3 separate regions of the Homo sapiens genome follow, and all the other regions are linked to region 2. The links are chromatin loops, found by intact Hi-C in ENCODE. Cell type or tissue: heart right ventricle. All regions are shown on one strand.

Region 1 (4,000 bases), 210 kb after region 2:
CAAATGTCACTTTATTTTTACATGCTGCTTCCAGTCCATAATAAAACACTGTTAGTCCCATTAATTTCAGCTCACTGTAAGTCAGCTACTCAGTTAATTTGTAGTTCAATTAATTTGACTCTAGTTTCCTAAATTACAGGATTTTTACACTATATGTAAAAGACATCTCCATAATACTTTGCAAATATAAACATGCATACATGGAGACCCTGGAAACATATCAATTTCCATTTTCAGTCTGTCACTGTAACTGCCTAGATATTAGGTGTCATTCATTTTCTTCCCAAATACATTAAATGAAATTTGAAAAGAAATGGTCAGATAACCAAAATACAGAACTTTAGGGTGTTTTTATACAGCATGGAATCAATCATTCATTAAGTATTTCACACATGATAAATGTCAAGAATTTGCTTTGAACATGAATTCCTTATATTTATGAAGAACTTTTAACTTCATTTTCACTGCTCCTTTGAGCCTTATAACTACATATAGAAAGAACTATGTTGAGCCAACTACTCCACTTTATTGTTGAAGCCCAGGGCATGGAGAAGGCCAGTGATACTTTGAGGTATCAGGCAGAGATGCAACAAGAAGTCACACTCATGTGCTCATTTGCTTGCTGCCATTGCTTACCTATAACAAATTATTTCTCATTTCATCTTGGAGGGTATCTCTCCCCAAGGTAAGGTATCTCATATTGGGGTATCCCAACATAAGACACTCAATTATCAATTTTTTAGTCTGTTTTCTGGCTGTAAAGACAATAACATTATTATTATTATTTAAAACAGAGTCTTGCTCTGTCACCCAGGCTGGAGTGAGCGCTATCTCAGCTCACTGCAACCTCCACCTCCTTGGGTTCAAGCAATTCTCCTGCCCCCAGCTTCCCAGGTAGCTGGGATTACAGGTGTGTGCCACCAGGCCCAGCTAATTTTTGTATTTTTAGTGGAGATGAGGTTTCACCATGTTGGCCAGGCTGGTCTCAAACTCCTAACCTTAAGTGATCTGCCTGCCTCGGCCTCCCAAAGTGCTGGAATTACAGGCTTATTTTTTAAACATGTGTTATACTACCCATATGCTCCGAAATCTCCCCTTGCGAAGAAATGAGGAAAGCTGGATTCCTTTCATTTGGTATTACTGCAGTGTGGAAACACTAGATTTGCTTTATGCACTATGCATGGTGACTTGCAAAAAATACTCAGGGATATACTAGAAAATCTGATAATCTGTTAAATACAGTTGTATTGTAATAATGCAAACTGAAATGTTGAAAGATCAAAACCAGAGATAATATTTTGAAGGATTTTTTTACCACCTTCATTTTTCTTGAAGGTGCAGATAGAACCCTGCGTGTCCAGATAATTTTAACACATAGAGCAGTGAACAAGGATGATATTTGGGGGGTTAAGGGTCACGGCAGAACAAACCCACACACCGTTCACAAGTATTTCTCATGATCCCATCCTTTTGTAGATGCTACACCAAAAGGCAGATATTCTTCCCATTATCTTCCCTAGCCTATTCATGTTAAAAAAAATCACCTGTAAAGGGGCTAATGTAATGGATGATTACTTGGGAGATAGTGACATCTTCTGGTAGTTTACAGACTAAATATATTTATGGCAGACATTTCCCCCACAACCCCAAAATCCAGCCACGGTTTTAAAAGATTTATTCTATATACATTAAGCCCCCAAGTGTGGATTCTTAAATGTATGAAATATTCAATAAAATATAAACCAGCTAAAAAATAACATTATAGCTCACTTATTCTGCTCCTTGCCTTGCTGTCATCCCTGGCTCTAATAGAAATGTTTTAATCAGCTAATATTTTTTTCTTTTTGGTATTTCTCCACATGTTCTAATTTAGGCAGCTAGCATTAATTCTGCTTTTCTTAGTCATGAAAAATTGACCAGATTTCCCTTATTTGAGAAGTTTTCATAAAATCTCAGAATTCAAAAGGACTTTGGCAGTTACCTGCTCTAATCCGCTCCCTAGTAGTTCAAACTTAATTTGAGAAAATGTGACCAAAGTAATCATTTGGTAGCATAAAAAAACAAAACAAAACAAACAAACAAAACACAGAAAAACAAAAAACAAAAAAACAGTAAAAAACTTTACAAAAGCTCTGTGCAGCTGAGCTCGGGCCCTGTCTCCTTTAAGCCTTCCCGACTATCTAGATTGCGTGTCCCTCCTACATGGATTTTGCTCATAGTGTGTATCACACTGTTCTGCACCTGTCTGCTTACTCAACTACCTTTATAACTACAGTGCAAACCCCCTGAGGGCAAGGCCTATATCTCATTTCTATTTGTGTCCCAAGAATCTCACAGTGCCAAGCGTATAGTATTTTATAGCTTAGTTTTATTTATGTATTTATTGAAAAATAAGTGCATTCAAATGGTGCCAGATGGTTTTTTTTGTTTGTTTTGCGACAGTCTCATTCTGTTGCCCAGGCTGGAGGGAGTGCAGTGGTGCGATTTCAGCTCACTGCAACCTCCGCCTCTCGGGTTCAAGCGATTCTCATGCCTCAGCCTCCCAAGTAGCTGGGGTTAGAGACGTGCACCAACACGCCCAGCTAATGTTTGTATTTTTAGTAGAGATGGGGTTTCACCATGTTGGCCAGGCTGGTATCAATCTCCTGACCTTTAGTGATCCATCCACCTCGGCCTCCCAAAGTGCTGGGATTACAGGCATAAGCCACATCGCCCAGCCAGGTGAAGTATTTGTTTTTCATTAAAGCAGAGTTTATTTTAGAGATCTATATCATCACAAAGTGAGTGGAAAAATCTATTGAGCACCTACTATGTGCCAGGAGCTGTGCTAGGTGCTTTGCACACTTTGCACACTAATCCTAATAGGCCTGTAAGGTGTGATCTTATTTCGTAGCTGAGAAAACTTATTCTGGTCAGTTAAGTGAAAGAGACAAGATTTACACTCATTCAGTCCGTGTAACTGTTTATACTCTACCTGATTCCAAAAGAGGATTTCTATGAACATAGATAAAAAACTTATTTTAAAAGGAAATCAGAGCAAATGAGAAATAAGGATTTTTTAAAAATCAGATAAAGCCAGAAGGTACGCATTGAATATTGCATACTATTATTATCCTATACATTTGCTACAGGTAAACAGCACATTTGGCTGAATCTCTTAGCTGTATTACCTAATCTGTTACTTTATGCGGACTTTAAAAGGTAGAAGCAGGCCAGGCGCGGTGGCTCACGCCACCCAGCACTTTGGGAGGCCAAGGCGGGTGGATCACCTGAGGTCAGGAGTTCGAGGCCAGCCTGGCCAACATGGCAAAACCCTGTCTCTACTAAAAATACAAAAAAAAAAAAAAAAAAAAAATCAGCCAGGCGTGGTGGCTGGTGCCTGTAAACCCAGTTACTTGGGAGGCTGAGGTACAAGAATCGCTTGGTCCCAGGAGGTGGTGGTTGCAATGAGCCGAGATCATGCCACTGCACTCCAGCCTGGACAACAGAGTGAGATTCATTCTCAAAAAAAAAAAAAAAAAGGAAGGGCAAACCACTTGCTTAGAAGCACATTGACTCCTGAACTGAAACCTGAAACCTCTCCAGTGGGTCCTCAAAGAAGCTATTTATGTGGGAGTGAACCAATGTCATCCCTGGCGTAAATACAAGTTCACAGCATAGTCAAAAGCTACCAGTGATAAAAGAAACCTGATGCATGGAGAAAACAAGGCAACCCAGGCACAAAGGTCTCAAGAGTGGGCTTAATTCAGAATTTCTAGAGAAAATGAATGGATTACTCAATTTTTGGCCTCCTCAATAAACATCTCTCAAAAACGAGATTTTGCCCATTGGGCAATAGAGAGTTAAATGTTGCTCTCTGACAAGTGGCTGGAGTACAGGTACCATTGCTGATTGAGGGCAGATTCACATAACCACTGTAGCTGGAGACAGACGTGACAACCTCTTATAAAATGTGAGCAGTCTAATGAGGACACCCACCTCAGTGAAAAGCCTTTCCATC
Region 2 (4,000 bases):
GGATTACAGGCATGCACCACCATGCCCAGCTAATTTTATATTTTTAGTAGATACGGGGTTTCTCCATGTTGGTCAGGCTGGTCTCGAACTCCCGACCTCAGGTGATCCACCCGCCTCAGCCTCTCAAAGTGCTGGGATTACAGACATGAGCCACCGCACCCAGCCTATAAAGAGAATTATACGATTTATTTAATTTTTTTGGATTTAAATTTTGAGCACAATAAATGTTTAAATATTTTTTAAAAAACAGTCTTCCCAAATTAAATCCTTGCCGTTTTCCTCTCTGGTCAAAATACCACCCTCTGCTCCCCTTTGACTTTGATTTTTTAATTGACCCCAGTGGACTCTATTAACAACAATGTCTTTGTTGAGCAATTTGGGGATTACATCATGTGGAAGATTGCCCTTTATCCAGCTGTTACAGAATGAACTAAATACCCATGACCCAACTAGATACAACTTAAAGTGCAGAGGATTGGAGAATGTGAGCCTGGAGAATACCAGTCCTGGCTTCCAGCAAACCTAGTGGTTAAGAGGTCATAAGCTAGCTCTGAGTTTGAAACCAAACTCCACGACTTGGTCTTGGGACATTACTTAAATTTTTTAAGACTTCATTTTCTCATCTGTGAAATGTTGTCACGTGTAATATAATGTGTACTCCATATAACAGTAGTGTTATATGAGATATATAGAGAGTGCTTAGCACAATTCCAGGTTCATAGTAAATCCTCAATAAATGTCAGAGTAGATAATTATAATAGTAGCTATTATTATCATTATTCAGGAGAACTGAATCAACACATTAGTCCATCTTAATTTCAGTTCATCTTAAGTCTTAGATTAAACGTGTGAACTTTTGTCTTTACAAAGCCATGTAGGTTTTAAAAAACCAACAAATTCTGCAAATTACTGGGGATAAATACAAACTGGCTGATCAGTGATTTGCTTCAGTATTTTTCCAGGTATTAAAGCTAAACTAAGTTCTCTATTTTCTTGGTAAGGCTGTTCTTTTTCATCTTCAAAAAAATGTCAATCTTTATGCTTTCTTCAGCATTCAGAGACTACACTCCTCAGTTGTGGTTACCTAAAATAATAATTTATGGCTATGCCATTAAATTAAATAGTACATGAAGATTTAGGGATATTCAAGACAGCTGATTTGAAAATATTAAAATTTTTAGAAATTTCTTTGATTACCAAATTTCCTATTTCATTTGCCTTTCTAAATCCCCACACACCCTCCAGAGATGTTGCCTCCATTAGCTATCTAATTACAATTGATAACATTTGGGGAAAATAAGGTTAAAGTTTTTAAAATGATTATTTCATCTTGTGCATGTTGTAAAAGCCAAGAGTGAATATAGAGAAAATGTAAAAAAGAAATAATGGGAGAGTTAAAAAATAATTTTCCTACAAGATAGATAAATATAAATCTACTTTTGGAATTAGAGTCAACAATCAGAGTTAACCATGCCAACATAAACAAAGGGCTTGTGAACCAGCAATTTCTAACACTGGAGATGTAACACTAACATCATCCTGAAGGGGACAGCCTTTTCCTGTTTTCCTGCTTCCTTCTTCCTGGAGAATTGCTTAAAATTTGCTTCATTTTCGCTTGAATGACCAATTACCTGATTTTTGGTCACAAGGGGGGGCTATTTTCTAACTTAACTACCAAAGACTTTGCCATGGAAAAGTCTGAAAATGCAAAAATAATGTTATGTTTCTGCTCCTGTTTCCTATTTGTTTTCCCTTTTTTAAAAAGAGGTCTGTGATTAATAAATTATGTTCAATGATCAGAAATATTCTTTGAGAGAATAACCATTTGATAGAATTAACACTATACTGCTTTAGGTGTTTTAAATGTTAAAAGTTTTTATTTCCTAATTAGCTTTCTAGTCGTAATTGGGAACAAAAATGAAGCAGGTGTGTGTGTGTGTGTGTGTGTGTGTGTGTGTTATTTACAAGTATGCATATTACACTAGACATATATCCTAGTATCTTAAATACCTCTATATGACTTATTCTGATGACGTCCTCAAGATGGACTGAGCATCTGGTTAAAAATGATACTATTTCCTTAAAACCATGTAACTTGAAACTTTTCTAGAAATGACATCACTCCATAGCACAGAGGTCAAGGTATAAATCCCTGACACGGCACACAAAGCCACATCTGCCTTCTGCTTTCCTTTCAAACTAATCTCTCAGCAGCCCAATAGTTTCCCTAGGAACTAATAACACCGATTCATCTAAGGCTCCTAAAGCTGATTCAGCTTGTTGCCTGCACAGGCTCCCTTCCCCCTCCCTGCCCCATGGCCATACACTATGGTAGAGGCAAATCCCAGCTCCAGCCCAAGGTCCAGCCACTGTTGGTCTCATTTCCCACATCAGAGGTTGGTGTAGTTAGGGACAGCAGTGAAATTTGGGCCCATGAGACTAAAGGGGAGTCTACTGGGAAGTTCCTAAGAAAGATTTCCATACTGAGGAAGACAGCATTTCTTTTTCCTTTGACCAGTGTTGTGCCCAGACATAGTGCCTAGCACTGCTGTGGCCATTAGATGACCAGGAGGAGAACCAGCCTGTGGGGAAGGTCAATACGCCAAGGATAGCAAAGCAGAAAGATGAGATGGATCTGTGTTTCCGATGGTGGGTTCTGCCCCTAAATTAACCAATTCTGCTGTCACCCTTCCTCTGGGTTTCTTGTTTGAGCTCATACATTTTCTTACTTTTTTAGGCCATAATGAGTTTATTTTCTGTAGCTATCGGCCAAGAGCATTCTGACAGCTCCCCTAACAAGTGGGATACACTTTTTATGTCTTCATGCTTTTTCCTGAAATACAAGGCAGGATCCCTGTTAGACTAAGGCACCCCATCCATGGTTCAAGGCCAAGTTCAAATTTTGCTTCCTCTATGGAGCTTTCCCTGTCACAGAGAAGCAGAATTAGTTACTTCCTTTTCTAGGTTCAGTTCTATTGCAACTTATCACAATTCATATCTCTCCTTCTCACTGGAGTGTGAAATACCATATACATTTTATAAGAGTGGGAATCGGCCGGGCGCAGTGACTCACACCTGTAATCCCAGCACTTTGGGAGGCCAAGGCGGGCGGATCACAAGGTCAAGAGATCAAGACCATCCTGGCTAACACGGTGAAACCCCATCTCTACTAAAAATACAACAAATTAGCTAGGTGTGGTGGCACGCGCCTGTAGTCCCAGCTACTCAGGAGGCTGAGGCAGGAGAATTGCTTGAACCCGAGAGACGGAGGTTGCAGCGAGCTAAGATCGCTGCACTGCACTCTAGCCTGGGTGACAGAGCGAGACTCCGTCTCAAAAAAAAAAGAAGAGTGGGAATCAGTTACTGTTATCTCCAGTGGCTGCCATGCTGCCTGACCCATAAAGGGTGCTCCATAGATTTTTTTTTTTTTATGACAGAATCTGGCTATGTCACCCAGGCTGGAGTGCAGTGGCACAATCATAACCCACTGCAGCCTTGGCCTCCTGGGGGCTCAAGCAGTTCTCCTGCCTCAGTCTCTTGAGTGGCTAGGACTACAGGTATGCACCACCACATCCAGACATTTTATTTTTTGTAGAGACAGGGACTTGCTATGTATTCTAGGCCGGTCTCGAACTCCTGGTCTTAAGCAATCCTTCCACCTTGGCCTCCTTAAATGTTGGGATTATGGGAGTGAGCCACTGTGACTGGCCAGATATTTCTTATTCACCTCTGCATCTCTAATAACTAGCATCCTTCTGAAGACATAATAGGAGATTAATAAATGCATGTTAAATCAGGCAGTAGTATGTTTTCGTAGTTCTTTATGATGAAGGTGACATAGTTGTGAGATGTGATGGGGACAAGGGATGCCATTAAGGCAATGGACATATTCTTGTGGTGCTAAGAGATTGGACTATGTCCTCTATTTCAACTGCTAAACTTTCCCCAGGGAGTCATTTGTGCCATACTCTTGGTCCTAAGTAAACAGCTGCCATCAAAC
Region 3 (4,000 bases), 400 kb after region 2:
GGTGAAGATCACCATCATCTAAAAGCCGGCCACTGTCAGCAAAACCTGGGGAAGTGGGGCTGGAGGCTCTGCCCCTACCATGTCCCTACCACCCCTTCCCAGTCAACCCTTTACCCTCACAGTAGCAAGCATAAGACCCCTGTCTAATGTGGGGAGACAGGTGGAGATGAGGTGAAGATCACCATAATCTAAAAGGCCACTAAATAAAAAAATAAAAAATTTTAAAAAGGTATGGGATTTTAAAAAAAATGTATGGGATTATAAAAAGTTATAGGATTAAAAATGTTATGGGATAAAAGTTATGGTATAAAAGTTATGAGAAGTTATGAAGCCAGACATGGTGGCTCACGCCTATAATCCCAGCACTTTGGGAGGCTGAGGTGGGTGGATCACCTGAGGTCTGGAGTTTGAGAGCAGTCTGACCAACACGGAGAAACCCCGTCTCTACTAAAAATACAAAATTAGCCAGGCGTGGTGGTGCATGCCTCTAATCCCAGCTACTGGGGAGGCTGAAGCAGGAGAATTGCTTGAACCAGGGAGGCAGAGGTTGCAGTGGGCCGAGATTGTGCCATTGCACTCCAGCCTGGGCAACAAGAGTGAAACTGTCTCAAAAAAAAAGTTATGAAAAGTATAAAAAAGGATAAAAGTGTGAATAAAATAAAAGCGGGCAGCTGTCAGCAAAGCCTGGAGAAGTGTGGGGCCAGAGGCTCCGTCCCCATCATGTCCCAGCCACCCCTTCCCAGTCACCCCTTTACCCTCACAATAGCAAAATAAGACCCGTGTCTAATCAGGGGGAGGCAAACATGCAGACCCTTTGCCACCTTGGCCAGAGCTGACTCCTTAAATTTCTGGACGATGATTATTGTTTTAAGAGTCAGAGGCTTATAGAATTGGCTTGTTTGGAGGAGGCCTAATGGCCTCCTTAACTCTCACCAAAGCAATTTTTTCCTCAGGGGGGCTCCCATCTTCTTACTCAGAGAGGCGGCTGAGGCAGGACAATGGGGCTAATGTAGACCAGGTGAGGGCACAGGCTCTGGAGTGGCCCCCCTTAGTGTACATACTATATCCGTGTAACATTTTGTATATTCCAGTGGTAGGGCCACCTCCTGTGTCATACATAGCAGAGGTTGGAGCTGGCATATGGGTAGGAAGTTCTGATAGTTATTTGGGGCTGGAAAACTTATTTATTGATAGCATAGGCCAGGGGAAGGGGCAGAGATGGGGTCGTGGCACTGTGGTGATGCGACTCCTGTTTATTTTGCTTTTTATTTTGGAATGTATTTAGCCATATACTGCTTGGCCTGGTGTATTCCTGTTTCCCTCACTGGGTCATGGAGTTTGTGCCACTGAACAGGGAGCCCCAAAGTGAGCATGTCCAGCTGGGGTATTGGGGACCTTCCAGGCCTGTTACCTGTATGCTGCCTGGTAACACCTGGGGAATTCCACAGGAACTGCCATGGCACCTATGGGTGACCATGGGGCCTGGACGGCTAACAGGCTCGGAAGCCTGATCTAGCAGTGGCAAGTAAGGCAGGTGCCAGCATCCAAGGTCACTGACTTCCATCCAGCCCAGTTGTCTTCCATTTTGTTCTCCTGCCTCCCTCGCCTGTCTGCACCTGGTGGCCTGTTCTGTCTGTCCCTCTAGATTGCCAGCTGCCCCACAGGCTTCCTCCAATCTGAGTTCATGGCCCTGCCCCCTAGTGGCCAGAGCCGGCTTCACAGGATGAGAGCCTGCTAAGCTCCGGAGGCTTTCCAGGAAGCGTCCCTTGGAAAGGATGTGGCCTTTTTACCACTCCCAATAGCACCCTGGTAATGGGTTGACCCTTCCCCTCCCCTGAGCTCCACAGAGAACGCAACCAGCAGAGGACACATTCCCCGTCACTTAGAAATGGGTTTTATTCCCAGCCAAGGGACAGCAGGACTGGTAGAGACTGTCGGGCCACACAGCTGTCTGCACAGCACCCCCAAGCTTGTCGGGCGGCAGGAGGGATGGTGGGGACTGGCTGTCCACAGGCCAGGCATGACAGGGAGGCTCACTGGAGGTGATGGACTTTGGATGGGGATTGTTGGGGGACAGTGTTCTCTTGTAGTTGGGTCACAAGACTCCACAAGGACAGCACGGTGACTGATTCCCAGCGCTAGAGGCGAGGCAGTCGGCCATGTGTAGGAGTGTATACATATATGTACACACACACACACGTATATATACACATATGTGTGTATGTATATATATGCATATATATACATATATGTGTGTGTGTATATGTATATATATATGAGTATTTATAGAACAGGGCAGGGGTGTACCACAGAGGGGGCACAAGTTTTCACCAAAGGTTATGCCTGGATGTGTCAGCTCACCACTACAACAGACCATCACAGATGAAGGGGGCTGGTTTTGGGGCTAGGGGAGCCACTGTCAAGTCACAGAACAGTCGTCCAGGCAGGCTTGGAAAGGAAGGTCTCTGAGAAGAGGAGGGATCTGTTTAGAGGTAGAAGAGGGCCCTGGGGCTCTCAGGATGGGATGGATTTGCCTGACCCCATTGGCTGGCAGTTGGAGAGAAAGCAGAGAGAAAACGGGAGAGAGAAAAGTGAGGAGAGAGCTGGTAAGGCAAGCGCAACGCACTGCAGCAGTGGTGGGAGGGCCAGGGAGGGGAGGACACAAGTGTGGATGTGGCAAGATTCCTGGAAAAGAGGGGCTAAAAGGGAAAGGGGAGGAAGATGGAGGAGCCGGAGCTTCACAGGTAATGCCTGGGGGCTGCGGCGGCCCTCCCCACCCCACACATGCTGGCCTGTCACACGGCATCTAGGCAGTGCACCCACAGTTCAGACCGAAACTCAGCCCCCTCGGGCTTCCCACTTGTCACCCTGTCTTCCAACCCACTGGCCCAGGGCCACCCCTCGCTTTGGGGAGCCCTACACAACAGCCACCAGGCCTGACAGACAAAGAACATTGCTTGAACCAAGAGGATGAAGCTAAAAGGGATGCATGGCTGGAGGGAGTGCCCAAGTCCCCCCTGGGTGGTCAGAAAGCCCAGGACCCTGGGGGAAGCAGGGAGTGCAGGCAGCCAGATGCCAGTGGCCATAGATTTACAAGTCTAAGAGGGGAGCCTCAGCTGGTTGGGGGGCTACAGGTCGCATAGATGAGGCTGGGCCCTTCCTGCCAGGAAAAGAAGAGCGAGAGTCAGTGGTGGGGGAAGCCTGGCTGGAGCTCAGCCAAGCCAGCAGGCACTGTCATCCCCTTGGCTGAATAGCATAGGCGACCCCTAGGAGCAACAGGCCAAGGTGCCTGAGCCCACTGGCTGGCTATGGTCCTTCAGCTGGGGCCAGGGACACTGCCTTCAGTCACACGCTAGCAGGTATGACGGTACCCGGGAGGGAGGCAAGACCCCACACTAGCAGGTATGATGGTACCCGGGAGGGAGGCAAGACCCCATCTCTACTAAGAAAAAAAAAAAGACCGGGCTCTGTGGCTCACGCCTGTAATCCCAACACTTCGGGAGGCTGAGGCCGGTGGATCACCTGAGATCAGGAGTTCAAGACCAGCCTGGGCAACATGGTGAAACCCCATCTCTACTAAAAATACAAAAATTAGCTGGGCACGGTGGCACGTGCCTGTAATCCCAGCTACTTGGGAGGCCGAGGCAGGATAATCACTTGAACCTGGGAGGCGGAGGTTACAGTGAGCCGAGATCGCGCCACTGCACTCCAGCCTGGGCGACAAGGGTGAAACTCTGTCTCAAAATTTAAAAAAATTAATAAATCTTTAAAAATCAGCCAGGTGTGGTGGTGCACACCTGTGGTTCCAGCTACTTAGGAGGCTGAGGTGGGAGGATTGCTTGAGCCCAGGAGGTTGAGGCTGCAGTGAGCCATGATTGTGCCACTGCACTCCAGCCTGGGCAACAGAGCAAGACCATGCCTAAAAATAAATAAAAAATAATTTAAAAAATTGAGAAAGATGGGAGGAGGGTGATTGCATCTTGATTTTCTCTAAACTTTA

The links. A loop is a pair of places that touch in the nucleus more often than their neighbours do. Peaks named below come from ENCODE experiments on the same cell type or tissue, not always from the same donor. Only the 100,000 strongest peaks of a DNase experiment are listed, where the experiment ranks them.
Region 1: it touches region 2 in a loop (14-fold over the local background); 65 of 110 quality-filtered maps call a loop at or near these places.
Region 3: it touches region 2 in a loop (2.7-fold over the local background); 11 of 110 quality-filtered maps call a loop at or near these places.

The regions. Positions count from the first base shown.
Region 1 is chr12:100,346,456-100,350,455 of GRCh38, reverse strand. No RefSeq gene overlaps it. Among named protein-coding and RNA genes, the nearest start is that of SLC17A8, 8.6 kb to the left of the region's middle. In heart right ventricle, a CTCF peak has its summit at 1,601 (motif pointing left); no DNase peak of the experiment used is centred here.
Region 2 is chr12:100,552,351-100,556,350 of GRCh38, reverse strand. The region is part of intron 9 of NR1H4 (nuclear receptor subfamily 1 group H member 4); the gene reads right to left. Among named protein-coding and RNA genes, the nearest start is that of GAS2L3, 19 kb to the left of the region's middle. In heart right ventricle, a CTCF peak has its summit at 1,578; no DNase peak of the experiment used is centred here; H3K27ac peaks cover 1,037 bases.
Region 3 is chr12:100,152,640-100,156,639 of GRCh38, reverse strand. It overlaps the pseudogene DNM1P19 and the pseudogene GOLGA2P5. Among named protein-coding and RNA genes, the nearest start is that of BLTP3B-DT, 12 kb to the right of the region's middle. RefSeq lists enhancers at 1-272, 1,437-1,496, 1,517-1,636, 3,092-3,593. In heart right ventricle, CTCF peaks have their summits at 1,498 and 1,698 (motif pointing left); a DNase peak (open chromatin) is centred at 1,699.